Regions from separate parts of the Mus musculus genome. Here regions 1 and 3 are each linked to region 2. The links are chromatin contacts, found by Hi-C in ENCODE. All regions are on one chromosome and are shown on one strand. Each heading gives the region's core, a stretch centred on a gene start or an enhancer-like site at or near the end of the contact. The rest is flanking DNA. Distances are from core to core; before and after follow the strand shown. Region 1 holds the start of Snai1 (snail family zinc finger 1). Region 2 holds the start of Rbms1 (RNA binding motif, single stranded interacting protein 1). Region 3 overlaps Gm11476 (a long non-coding RNA gene).

Region 1 (3,949 bases), core at 905-3,404, about 110 Mb before region 2:
TGGGCACCGCTGCCCCGTGCACCTGCTCTAACCCTGCAGGCCCCCACCCCCTGGGCTACCATTAAGACACACAATGGAACTCCTAGAGAACTGGGTGGTGCATTTCAAGGAGGGTTTTGTCTGAGCCATGCCTTTACATCAAAACAAAGTCCCTGGGGGGTGGGGGGTGGTCGGAGGCAGCCTAGGACCCTGAGGGCTTCAGCTCTTCCCCAAAGTAGAGCCCCACAGCTTAGCAACCCAGCCGGAGAGAGGCAGCCTGTTACACTTTTATAGGTTAAATCTGAGGCAATCCGTGCCTGGGGGGGGGAAACGGGTAATCTTATTCAAGTAATAAAGGTGTCAGTGAGACCTGCAAATACCTCCCTGCCACCCCCAGGCCTCACTGCCCCAATGCTGGCCACCACAAGAGACGCACAGCTCTACCCCAAAGCCTGACACACTTTCCAAAGAGCAGCCCAACCGGAACCCCCACCAAGCCTGGCTGAAGCCTTCCCTCACTTCTAGAAGCTTCCCACGTGGCCCAAGGCTGAGAGGACAGCAAAGTCATGTCTTTGTTTCTCTTCTTAAAAAAAAAAAAAAAAAAAAAAAAAAAAGATGTGTCTATTCTATTCTTGTCCTACATGGATTGGTATGTTGCCTGCATGTATGTCTGTATGAGGGTGTCAGGTCCTCTGGAACTGGACTCTTAACAGGCAGTTAGTTAAGTTGTGAACTACCATGTGTGCTGGGAATTGAACTCAGGACCTCTGGAAGAGTAGCCAGTGCTCTAACCACTGAGCCGTCTTCATAGTCACTGGGAAGTCATTTCTTAGTGGCACCTGCACCTAGCACTTCACTCTACAAAGACCCCACGAAGTGTTCTCTGATACATTTTAGAAACGAGGAAACTGGGGAAGTTCTCGACTCAGGATTCAAGGCCAGGTGCAGAATATCCTGTCTAGCAATATCCTGTCTGACTTCTACAGTGTGGGTTGAGCCCGGATAGGGAACACCTCTTCACTCCTAGCCTCGAACAGCAAGGTACAGAATGGAGAACAACCAACATCTACTTTGTCCACTGCTTGGCAGCCTTAGGAGTAAGTGTTGAGTCCCCCCAGGGTCTAAGGCCAAACAGCCCAGACTCAGAGCTCAGCTATGCACACTCACTCACCAGTGTGGGTGCGGACGTGGCCCTGAAGCAGCCAGGGCCTAGAGAAGGCCTTTCCACAGGTCGTGCAGACACAAGGCAGCGTGTGGCTTCGGATGTGCATCTTCAGAGCGCCCAGGCTGAGGTACTCCTTGTTACAATATTTGCAGTTGAAGATCTTCCGCGACTGGGGGTCCTTGGCCACCGAGAGCCTGGCCAGCTGCTTGGGAAGTTGGCCCAAGCCAGGGAAGGCGATGAAGGCCTCGGCCTCCAGGGAGGAGGCCGAGGTGGACGAGAAGGACGACGGCGCCGGCGAGGGCGGGCTGGGCGGCTGGGAGCTTTTGCCACTGTCCTCATCGGACAGCGAGGTCAGCTCTACGGCCTTGGGGCTCTCCCGCAGCGGGAGGGTGGCCCAGGCAACCGGCCGCACTTGGGGTACCAGGAGAGAGTCCCAGATGAGGGTGGGCAGCGAAGCGGCGGGGTTGAGGACCTCGGGCGGAGGGATGGCGGCCAGCAGGTGGGCCTGGTCGTAGGGCTGCTGGAAGGTGAACTCTGCGGGAAGAGAAGAGACAGCAGGGAGTCAGCTGAGCGGATTCTCGGGGCGCCAGGTGGGGGGGCTTCCCGCCCGCCCCTCCCCTCCCCCGCCCGGACTCCGCAAAGCTACCCCCGCCTTCGAGTCTTCAACTCCCGGAGCCTCCCCGTCCCGGGTCAAAGACACCCTCGGTGGATCCCAACTGCCAAGACCCGGAGCTCCAGATCCACCTGTCGCGCCCGCAGAGCCCGATTCTCACCTCCCCCCAGCACCCTTGGGATCCCCCCCAGCCGCCCGCGTCCCGCACCCCACCACGCACCCACACACGCGTCCTGCAGCTCGCTATAGTTGGGCTTCCGGCGGGGGTCGGACGGCTTCCTGACCAGGAAGGAGCGCGGCATGTTGGCCAGAGCGACCTAGGTAGTCGGGGTCACCGGGTCGCGCAAGGTCGGTAGTCAACTCCGCTCGCGAGGCCCGGCCGCACACTACGATCCCCTAGCAGCAGCAAATTCCTTTAAGTACCAGGGCTGGGGGCGTGACCGTACTGTTGGTCACGCCCCTTTGTCAAGGCTGAGCCAATGGCTGGCGGCGGCGCGGCCGGAGACTGAGACCGGAGCAGGTGCGCCTGGGCTGCTGGGGCTCCCGCCGCGTGGCGCTGAGATTCCGCTTGGGCTCCTCCCGGACCGGACCGCGCGGCTTCCGAGCTCCTCGGGCGACCCCTGGTGGCCGCGCCTGCCCCACGACGAGCGCGGTGCCCCGCAACATCCCCGAGCTGCTGACCTTTGGGCGCTGGGGAGCCAGAAAGTGCGATGATATGCACGCGCTTAGGGGTTCCTGGAACTGTCTACACAGCCCTGAACAAAACACTACCCAGGGATGCCCTACGCAAGGATGGCTTCCCGGCCGTGGGAGAGAGAGACAGACAGAATAAACAGAGGATTCGAATACTAAAGGGAGGTGTGATTTGATGAAAGGAGGTGGGGAGAGACAGCTGTGACTGTCAATGAACGGTCACCTGACAGGGGAGGGTGTCTATGACTTCCTAGAGGAAGTGAAGAAGCACCGAGGGGAAAGGCCCGGGGTAAGAATCAGTAACTTCTGCCTGTCCAACCTTTGAGAGCAGGTTCCAGGATGAGGTTGGTGTTGGGCAGACCCTGAGGGGTCCGATTTCCTGGCCTCGGGTCTTTGGAGGAGTTTGGACTTTGCCTTACAGGCACTGGGGAGTCACGGAAGGACTTTCAGCTGAGGACGGACGTGTTTAGAGTTGCATTGTGAAACACCAATAAGGGCAGGTGCGAGGCAGAGGTAGCAAGGACCAGGGCTAAGGCTCCCGACTTCCTGAAAATCGTGTTGGAACGTTCACAGGGAGGAAGGGTGGCCTCGGAAACCAAACCCACACCCCCATAGTATGGGGTTATAAACACCTATAAAGCAGAGGGTCTACGGAAACCTCTGGGGCACCAGCTAGCATCGAGTCTCTAGGCACTGGAGGTAACAACAGGGAATAGAATCAGACTCCCAGCACTGGGGGTGGGGGGTGGGGGAGTGGGAGGATGGTCAGACAACAGGCAACCATCGTGGAGAACACTGCCCTCTGGGTAGATTTAGTTCATCCATGAGTCTCCCTGAGTCCAGAGGGAGAGCACACAGCGCCCCACCACCACCCTCGTCCCAACGGACAAGTCAGCTGACTAGGTTTTGACTTTTCTCCATCCCCTATGATCAGAGAACAGGCTTTCCTACCACGGGGCCTTGCTTGGTACCTGCCTTCCTCCAGTCCTGTTTTCTCTTCCAGATCCACACCTGGCTAGGCTTCCTTTCATCCCTTTCATCCTTTGTTTCAGCAGCCCCCCACTCCACCCCCTCAGCCTCCCCCAAGCCTGCTTAGTAAGAAGGAAAGAGAAAGGCAAATGAAGCCCACAAGGGGAGGCCTGTTCACAACCTCACACCTGCCAGAGGCCTGAAAGTAAAACTTGGTCAAATGATGGATGCTGGCTGGCATGCCGCTTAGGAAAGGTGTGACTTAGCCCCTAACGGGTGACAGGTGACTCTCCACGCCCAGGAAGCTCCCTTCCTAGGCCGACTGCCACCTAGGGTTTTTCAGCCAAGCTTTTCCTCAAGAGTGTCTGAAAACACCTAAGCCCGCCCTGCCCTCACTGGCAGACACATCCTGATTCGCTTATCTAGGGCGGGGTTGTTGGCATCGAATTTTAACTGTCAAAAGGACTGGATGCCTCTAAAGAGCAACCAAAGCTAAGAACCCACGGCCAGCCTCAAACCCAGACCAAACA
Region 2 (3,722 bases), core at 880-3,379:
ACTCAAGTTTCCTTTTTTTTTAAGTACTACATGTCTATGTTTTTTCTTTTTAAGCAGTTCATGTGAAACTATAAACAGCATGCTAATTCTTAGATTCATTTTAAGTCTTAAGGTCAGTTCTCTTAATACCTCTCAGTATTATTTGCACATTCTACTAGTATCAGATTTATTTTGCCATCTCTTTAAATTTTATCATTTAACATTTTCTTATCTCTAGAGAACTATTAGACATCCAATCGAGTGCTAGCATTTTGGAATAGCACAGTATCCAATGGGTCATGACCCAGCAAGTACATCATGACTTGAGAGAAAAGCCATAAAAAAATTTAATGCTGTTCTTCTGTGGTTTCAATTGTGGTTTCCTAAGAGACCAGTCAGGACAACTGAGGTTGTACACTGGCTTTTTCTGTAGATGACTGGTGGGACTTGTGGTAATAGTGCAGAGGGTAGGATGAAGTAGGGTGTGTCTCGAGTCCTCAGGAAAAGGCATCTTCGACTTGAACAGTTGGAACTAAAACTGTCCACTTTGCATTTGTGCTGGCTCATAGTGAGGAAAGACAACAGGTCACAGCAAAAAAAAAAAAAAAAAAAAAAAAAAAAACCAAAAAAAAAAACAAAACCAATGCATGGAGTAGTAGTAGAAAAACAGTTCTGGGGTCCCCACTAGCTCACAGCCTGGCTGTGCTGTAATCTTTAAACACTTTCAAGGGCAGATATCCTGTGAATTTTAAGGTTTTACTTGCCCAGTATGCACCGAATACCCTAGCCTTTGCTGTTTTTTTTTTTTTTTTAAGTGAAAAGAATTAGGATTATGTGTGTGTTGTGGGTGTGTCTGCTTTCAATAGGCAAGACTTATTATTTCTTGTTACTTTTGCTGGAACTCTGGGGACTTTGGAAGCAGCTGACTAAGTCACCAGCAGGATTTCTGGGAAGTATAATTTTCAACTTTGTTTTCAGAAAAGTCTCTGAATGGCTACACTTTGGCTAGAAAGTTGACGTTCATAGCATCTCTGTGACAGCCAGAGTTTGAGTTCCTTCTCTTGTTAAGACAAGCTGGGATTTTTCATTGTTGTAGCAGATGGGCCTTTCCAGGAAGATGTTAGAAGCCAGGGAAGACCTATGTATGTGTACTGTGGCTGTAATCCCAGAATTCAGGAATACTTGTCAGGGACCCCGTCGCCAATTTAAAGATGGCAACCAGCCCTGGTAACCCTATCCAGAAATGGCTTGCTTGACCACCCTCTTCTGAGGCCTCCACATCAACATGTGTTCAAAGCCTGCTAGCTACATCCAGAGAGGTGACTGCAAAAGGAGCGGCAAGAGAAGCAGTTTTTATTTTTTTTTCCACTTGAGAACAAAGGAAATTACTCCTGTCTTTGTCCCTTTCTTGCCGTCTTTTTAATAACTAGGTTGAATTCCTGTATCTTCTGTCTTTTCCAGGAAGGACAGGTCTCCCCTTTGGATGGCTTATAAGGTTTTCATTGCTTTTTTGATAATGTTGTCTTGAAGGAAAACTCTTCCTCTGTGGCACAAGAATGAAATTGAAAACTTTCCCGGGTGTATTTGGGTGAGGGACTGGAAAGGAAAACACAAAAACAAAACAAAACAAAACAAAAAAAACCCACCCGTTTGCTCTACAAAAATGTAGCATGCTTATAACTGGGGGGCTGAGAAGTGTCCTGGGAGGTAGATCTGGACAGGGAAGTGAGAGTAATTATCCGCGCCTTTTCGGGACCAGGGGCTGCTGTGAAAGATGAAAGAAAAGGCGGGCCATTGGCTTCCTATCCAGGTGTTCCAGCGGTTCCCGAAGCGATGCCCTTAAAAGGGGCAGCCAAGTGGGGTGCGAAGCCACGGCGACGCCTGGCCCAAGGGCCTGGGGTGGCTGCTCCCAGGAATGTGAGGCATGCGGGGCGCCAGAGCCAACCATTGCGCGGGATGGGGGCGCCGCGCAGCCCGGGTTGCCGCCCCAGCCCGGGAGGCCGAGCGCGGGGGCCGAGGCCGGGGGAGCGGGCGCGGCCGGGCGGCCGGGCGGGCGGGAGGCGCGGGAGGGCTGGGCGCGGCACTAGGCGGTGCGCGGCTGCTTCCCCGCCCCCGGCCGGCGCGCTCTCGGGGCGGTGGTTGAGGCGGCGGGAGGTGGGGACGCGGCGGCGCTGCTCGTCCGCTGCCGCCGGCACCGCGCGCGAACTCCGGTCCATGGCACGCAGGGCGGCGGCCCCCGGAGCTGCTCGAGAGTCGCCGGCCGCGCGCGTCGCGCCGCACTTTTAGGGCGGGAGCCGCGAGCCAGTCCCCGGCCGCATCCTCCCTCCGCCTGCCCGGACAGGCGAGAGAGGGAGTTCCCGGAGCGCCGCGGCCCCGGTTGCCTCAGCTCCCCGCGCCCGAGATGATCTTCCCCAGCGGCAGCGGCCACCCCGGCGCTGCCGGCGGCTGCAGGACGCCCTACCGCAAGCAGGTGAGGCTGCCGCGCTCCCCAGGCCTGCGCCGAGCGCGCGGGGCGGTGACCCGGTTTCGGAAGGAGGCGGCGGGCGGAGAGATGCCCGGGGGGACCGGGACGGGGACTGGCGGAGAGGTGGGACGGGCAGGCGCGCGGCCAAGGGCTCCGGCGGCCCGCAACAAGTTTGGGGGTTTCCTGGAGACCTTTGTGTACAGAGGAACTGGGGATACGTCGGGGCAGTGCTTTGCATTGCACTAGGGGACCTCCAAGAAACCTGTCTGATTCATGGGGAACCCGGAAGACGTGTGTGTGTGTGTGTGTGTGTGTGTGTGTGTGTGTGTGTGTGTTCGCGCGCGCCACCCTTCTTATTTTAAAAAAAAAAAAAAAAAGACAAAAAAGAAAAGAAAAACAGGAACTTCTGTCACTTTCTCAAGGTTTTCAGAAACACAGGGAAATCCTGTGATAGAGATACTGGGATAAGCCTGAGTCATACACACGCCTTTTCCTATTCTAATTTTGTTTCATACATTTTCTAACAGATTGAACTCCAAAGGCACTTGAAAGGTTACATCCGAATCCCCTGCCTGGAAAAGGAGTGGAACTGGCAGGTTTTAGTTTCGGTCTTTTGTTTTTAACATCTTTGTTTTTGAAAGAAGGTTACTGAAGCCATGTTGTGATAAAAACCCCACAGCCTCTCAGCAGCAGCAATAACAACAACAAAAACCCTAGCTCTAAATTATGTTAAAAATGTGCAGGTCTGCTCAGAAAAGGTTAAACTCGTTTAGAGGTCAGTGACAGAATGCTTGTTGAAAAAGAAAAGGCAGCATTGCAGATCTTTTCCCTTCGTAATAAATCTCTAGTCTACACCCTCAGCCACAGAGACAGATCAATTAAGTTATCCCAGTAATGATAGCAGCAAAATGCACCCTTCCACGTAAACTGTGGTTCCATTAAGATCCAGATGTGTGGCACTGGAGCCTGCTGAGTTCTTTGTGGCGGTTTGCAGGATTATTGTTCCGGCTGTCCAGCATCAGCCCATCTGAAATGCTTCCTCGGGGTCACAAAGTACTATTTTCTATTTTACTTTCTTTGCCTCTTTTGTTTGTTAAAATTCCCCTTTAAAAGAAGTAAATAAATGTCCCTGGGTTTCAGTGCCCACGATGTCCAAGCCACAGCCTTTCTCCTGGATTAAGAAGTCCAATCTTTGGGTTACAAGTTTAAAATCTTTACTGACGACTTGGCTGAGATAGATATGCACAAGGTCAGGATTCACGGACGGGTATCTCGAAAA
Region 3 (3,521 bases), core at 1,007-3,506, about 110 Mb before region 2:
CCTCTTAGGAAAACATTCAGGGTTCTCCAGCCAAGTTTAGGCTCTTCCCTCACTGTGCATGAGGGACAGACCTCTCGATACTTGGTGAGATGCAATGTCAGGCACAGTGAGGCAGGGTCTGGCTATTTCATAACCCTGGCTGTCCTGGAACTCACTCTGCAGAGCAGGCCGGCCTCCAACTCTCCAATTCTCCTGCCTCTGCTCCTAGGTGCTGGGATTAAAGGGCTGCTCTCCACTACAAGCCGAAACATAGCTGTTAAAGGCTCTTCAGGCGGGGAATTTGACCTAGAGACCCTGGGAAAAGCAAAGTGGCTGGTTGTGGTTGTACACACCTGTAGCCCTCCTCCTTAGGGGCGATGCAGGAGGATGAGTTCAAGACTCCAGGGAAGTATGTCCTCTTTGAGCCTCACAGGCCCCATGAATGACTAGTTAAGTCTAGCAGATCACAGCAAAATGGGTGTGGCGTAGGTACTTGGGTAAAAATGAAAATTGGTTTCCCCTTGCTTAAGTTGCCTTGGGGCACTCCAGCTGCTGGCTCCTTGGGGAGAGCCTGCACTGGTTGGACTCTATGCTAAAATTGGACGGATGTGTCATAGCTGTGATGTTGCAAACAAGAATTTCGATCTGATAGAGTGGCAGCTGTCTACCATACAAGGGGTGAGAGCAGGTCTGAATGTCTTGACTCAGGAGTTGAGCTTCATCCTGGAGATACACAGGCCAGCCTACAGCTGGGGCAGACATTCCCTCTGGCACATGGCGCAACAGGCTGCCCTCCAGAAGGCCCTGCCAGACCCCAGGTGCTTGGTGCTGGCCTGGGCTTGTTAGTTCACTGCCAGGTCACTTGGGGCTCCAGGCTGGGGTCTCCACTCAGCAGAGCTTGCAGACAGTACATCCTCCTTTGAGGGTGTGACCTCACGTGACCCCAGCATGAGCCCACAGGATCTGGCTTTTGCACTGTGGGGTCCACGTGGGTCCCTTGATGTCCAACAGCTGCAATGGCTTGGGAGATGGAGATCCTAGAGCCAGTCTTGTAGCTGCTGCCACCAGCTGTCACTGAGAAGCCACCGTGCACACACAGGTGTGAAGGTCTCATTCAACACCAACATTTTCCGTGGAAGTAAATTTTACATGCTGTCTCCCAGAAACCACAAGTCCGGTAGCCTACTGGTACATGGGCAACAGTGGCCAAGCCTGTAGTCTCTGTGGGGTACCAGGTCCTCCCACGATGTTTAATGTGTGTCCTTTGGCTTTTAGGGAGCCACAGTTCTAGGAGCTCTTTGAGGAACGCGCTATGGCCTCAGGAGCCTGGGTGCTGGCATTTGTGTTCCCGAGCGGCTGGGCAGGAAGCTGATGAGGACACCATCCACCTGTCCCCGTCATCACAGCTGCTGCTAAATGTCAGTCATGAGAAACCAGAAGTGTCAGTAAACAGAAGAGGTGTGTGGCGGGGGTCACTTTAGGATCATCTTTTTTTTTTTTTCTTTTTAAATTCCATATGCAATAGTGAGTCTCATTCTGACGTTTCACACGTTAGTGTGTCCTGATCATGTGACCTCCGGTTTACACTTATGCTTTTTGTGAGCGAGAGTCTCTTGTAGCTTCCCAGCAGATCCTGGGCAGACACAGCCAGACCATCCCCACTGGGACTAGCTTTATCTTGGGGCACTGCTTCTGGTTACCAGAGGCATTCAGTAAGGAGGAGTGATGTCACCTACCGTCAAGACCATGATAGTGACCCTTAGTTGACTGAGGTGTGGCAATGACGAGAAAAGCCTATCTCAAATGTGTAAAAAAAAAAAAAAATCACGTCAGGGTGGGCGTGTGGCTGAAGCTGACACATTCAGGCTCTATCACACCTGATAGGGACATATTTATTCCTATTGTTTGCCCCTCCTGCCCCACTGAGCGTCAGCTGTGAGCAGCGAGGCCCAGCCTAACTCCACAAATGCTACTGACTGAGTGGAACCGAGGCAGAGGCGGGGTAGGCATTGTTGAGGGTGTGAGGAGGGAATGCACCAGTTCTCCATTGTAGGCCTCAAGGCCAGAGTCTACTGTATGACTTCAGGCAGGTTCACTAACCTCTCCGTGCCTGGGTCACACACCGCTGCAAACACCTTGGCCCAAGTCTGCATGAAGTACTGCCTCCAGGTTCAGCTCAAGCCTTAGCACCCATTGAAGTCAGCAGAGGGCGCCCTTGTGCTACAGACTACTGCCTCACCCACATCGGTTCCCAGCCAGCTGGACTAAAACAGGGACAGGTGGGGACAGATGTGGCCACTGAGCAGGAAAGGAGTTCCCAGCTCCAGGGTGTCCCGCAGAGAAAACAGCAGAGAAAGGCAGTCCCCCACCCCTTAACTTGTGCTGTCCCTTGGCTCCTGAGATTTCAGTGAGGGTAGAGGCAGGGGTGGGGTCTCAGGGGTGGGGTCCTCTGGAGGCCACCAACTGCAGGCAAAGGCCTAAAGGGCCCCGGGGCGAAACAGAAGAGGAAAAATGGGTGTCTGGAACACAGGCCTCATAGGCCAGCCTTTCCCCTTGTGGAGCTGGTGAGGTGAGGTGTCTGTTTCTGTGGGGACAGTGCACTGAAGGTCATTTCTGTCATTATTTTCCCTGTTCCCTGTTCCCACCCCTGAGCAGCCTCACCCGCACCTGAGGCGAGTATCTGAGAAGAAACTCCTTTCTGTTTCCCCACCTGCCCATCAGCCCTTCCCCAGGCGACAGCCCTGACAGTCCCCTTTCCATCCGGTAAAGACCCAGCCCCGAGCTGCCCCCAGCAGGCTTTCCTCCCCTGACACACTCACCCAGCAAGCATCTTGTGTGTGCTCACTGCGTGTCAGAGCCTGTGCAGTGAACAAGAGCTGTGAGTTGGGATGGTAGTGGGCTGGGGGACTAGGAGGCAGGTGCACACAGTGTGGCTTTAGAGGTGTCCAGAGAGTGCCCTGTGGAGATCAAGGGGTGATGGAGAGGATAGTCAGTGCCTTTGAAGGGGTGACTGACCAGGCACTGTTGGCAGTTCTAGGTGGGGGAGGCTGAGACCACAGGCCTGGGTTGAAAGGTTCGGGTCACAGTGTCACACTAATGCCCCCAGTGTGCCGCACTGAACAGGTACCCAAGGAACAGATAAAGGGACATGTGACAGTCTGGGAACCCCTGCAACCTCCCACTGGCTCAGTGGACACAGAACAATGGCCCGTCACCCACAGAAGGAGCTGGGACTGCTGTACCCACCACTCACAGTTTGGGGGCCACCTCTCCTACTCAGTAAACTCCCAGCATTCCTGGCCCACTGTGAACCCATGACTTGCTCCTCAGGTAGGGGTCACTTCTTCCCCGCCAGCCTCCCAGTGCACCCGTGGCTCTCTGGCACTCGCTTATATCACAGCTTCCTCAGAACATAATTATTTTTTCTCTCAGATAATTCAGACCAGGAGACTCCCCGACCCCTTCTGGCCACACTCTCACCCCCCTCCCTAACTGACCCCTCTGACATAGTGATTGCTTCAGGTCAGAGACCCGATGCCCAA

Evidence for each region. A loop is a pair of places that touch in the nucleus more often than their neighbours do.
Region 1: a loop to region 2 is called in a map of T-helper 17 cell, with 134 times the contacts of the local background. The contact joins the promoter of Snai1 here to the promoter of Rbms1 in region 2. A Hi-C loop is called at or near these places in 2 of 37 maps with a recorded cell type or tissue (T-helper 1 cell and T-helper 17 cell).
Region 3: a map of T-helper 17 cell shows a loop between it and region 2 (1323-fold over the local background). The contact joins the enhancer-like site here to the promoter of Rbms1 in region 2. A Hi-C loop is called at or near these places in 5 of 37 maps with a recorded cell type or tissue (T-helper 1 cell, T-helper 17 cell, T-helper 2 cell and 1 more).

What each region holds. Positions count from the first base shown.
Region 1 is chr2:167,536,400-167,540,348 of GRCm38, reverse strand. It overlaps Snai1 (snail family zinc finger 1), which reads right to left and starts at 2,154. Exons shown (of 3, transcript NM_011427.3): 1 at 1,978-2,154; 2 at 1,151-1,678. The coding sequence starts at 2,059.
Region 2 is chr2:60,879,845-60,883,566 of GRCm38, reverse strand. It overlaps Rbms1 (RNA binding motif, single stranded interacting protein 1), which reads left to right and starts at 2,129. Exons shown (of 14, transcript NM_001141931.1): 1 at 2,129-2,449. The coding sequence starts at 2,381. It overlaps LOC108168762 (a long non-coding RNA gene), which reads left to right. Exons shown (of 2, transcript XR_003953832.1): 2 at 1-601.
Region 3 is chr2:167,604,051-167,607,571 of GRCm38, reverse strand. It overlaps Gm11476 (a long non-coding RNA gene), which reads right to left. Exons shown (of 4, transcript XR_866991.2): 3 at 2,799-2,936; 4 at 1-1,391. Among named protein-coding and RNA genes, the nearest start is that of Gm31619, 16 kb to the right of the region's middle. Within about 2 kb of position 2,256, at least 1 of the 3 ENCODE cell types and tissues checked has a DNase peak (open chromatin) inside an H3K27ac peak, as active enhancers do.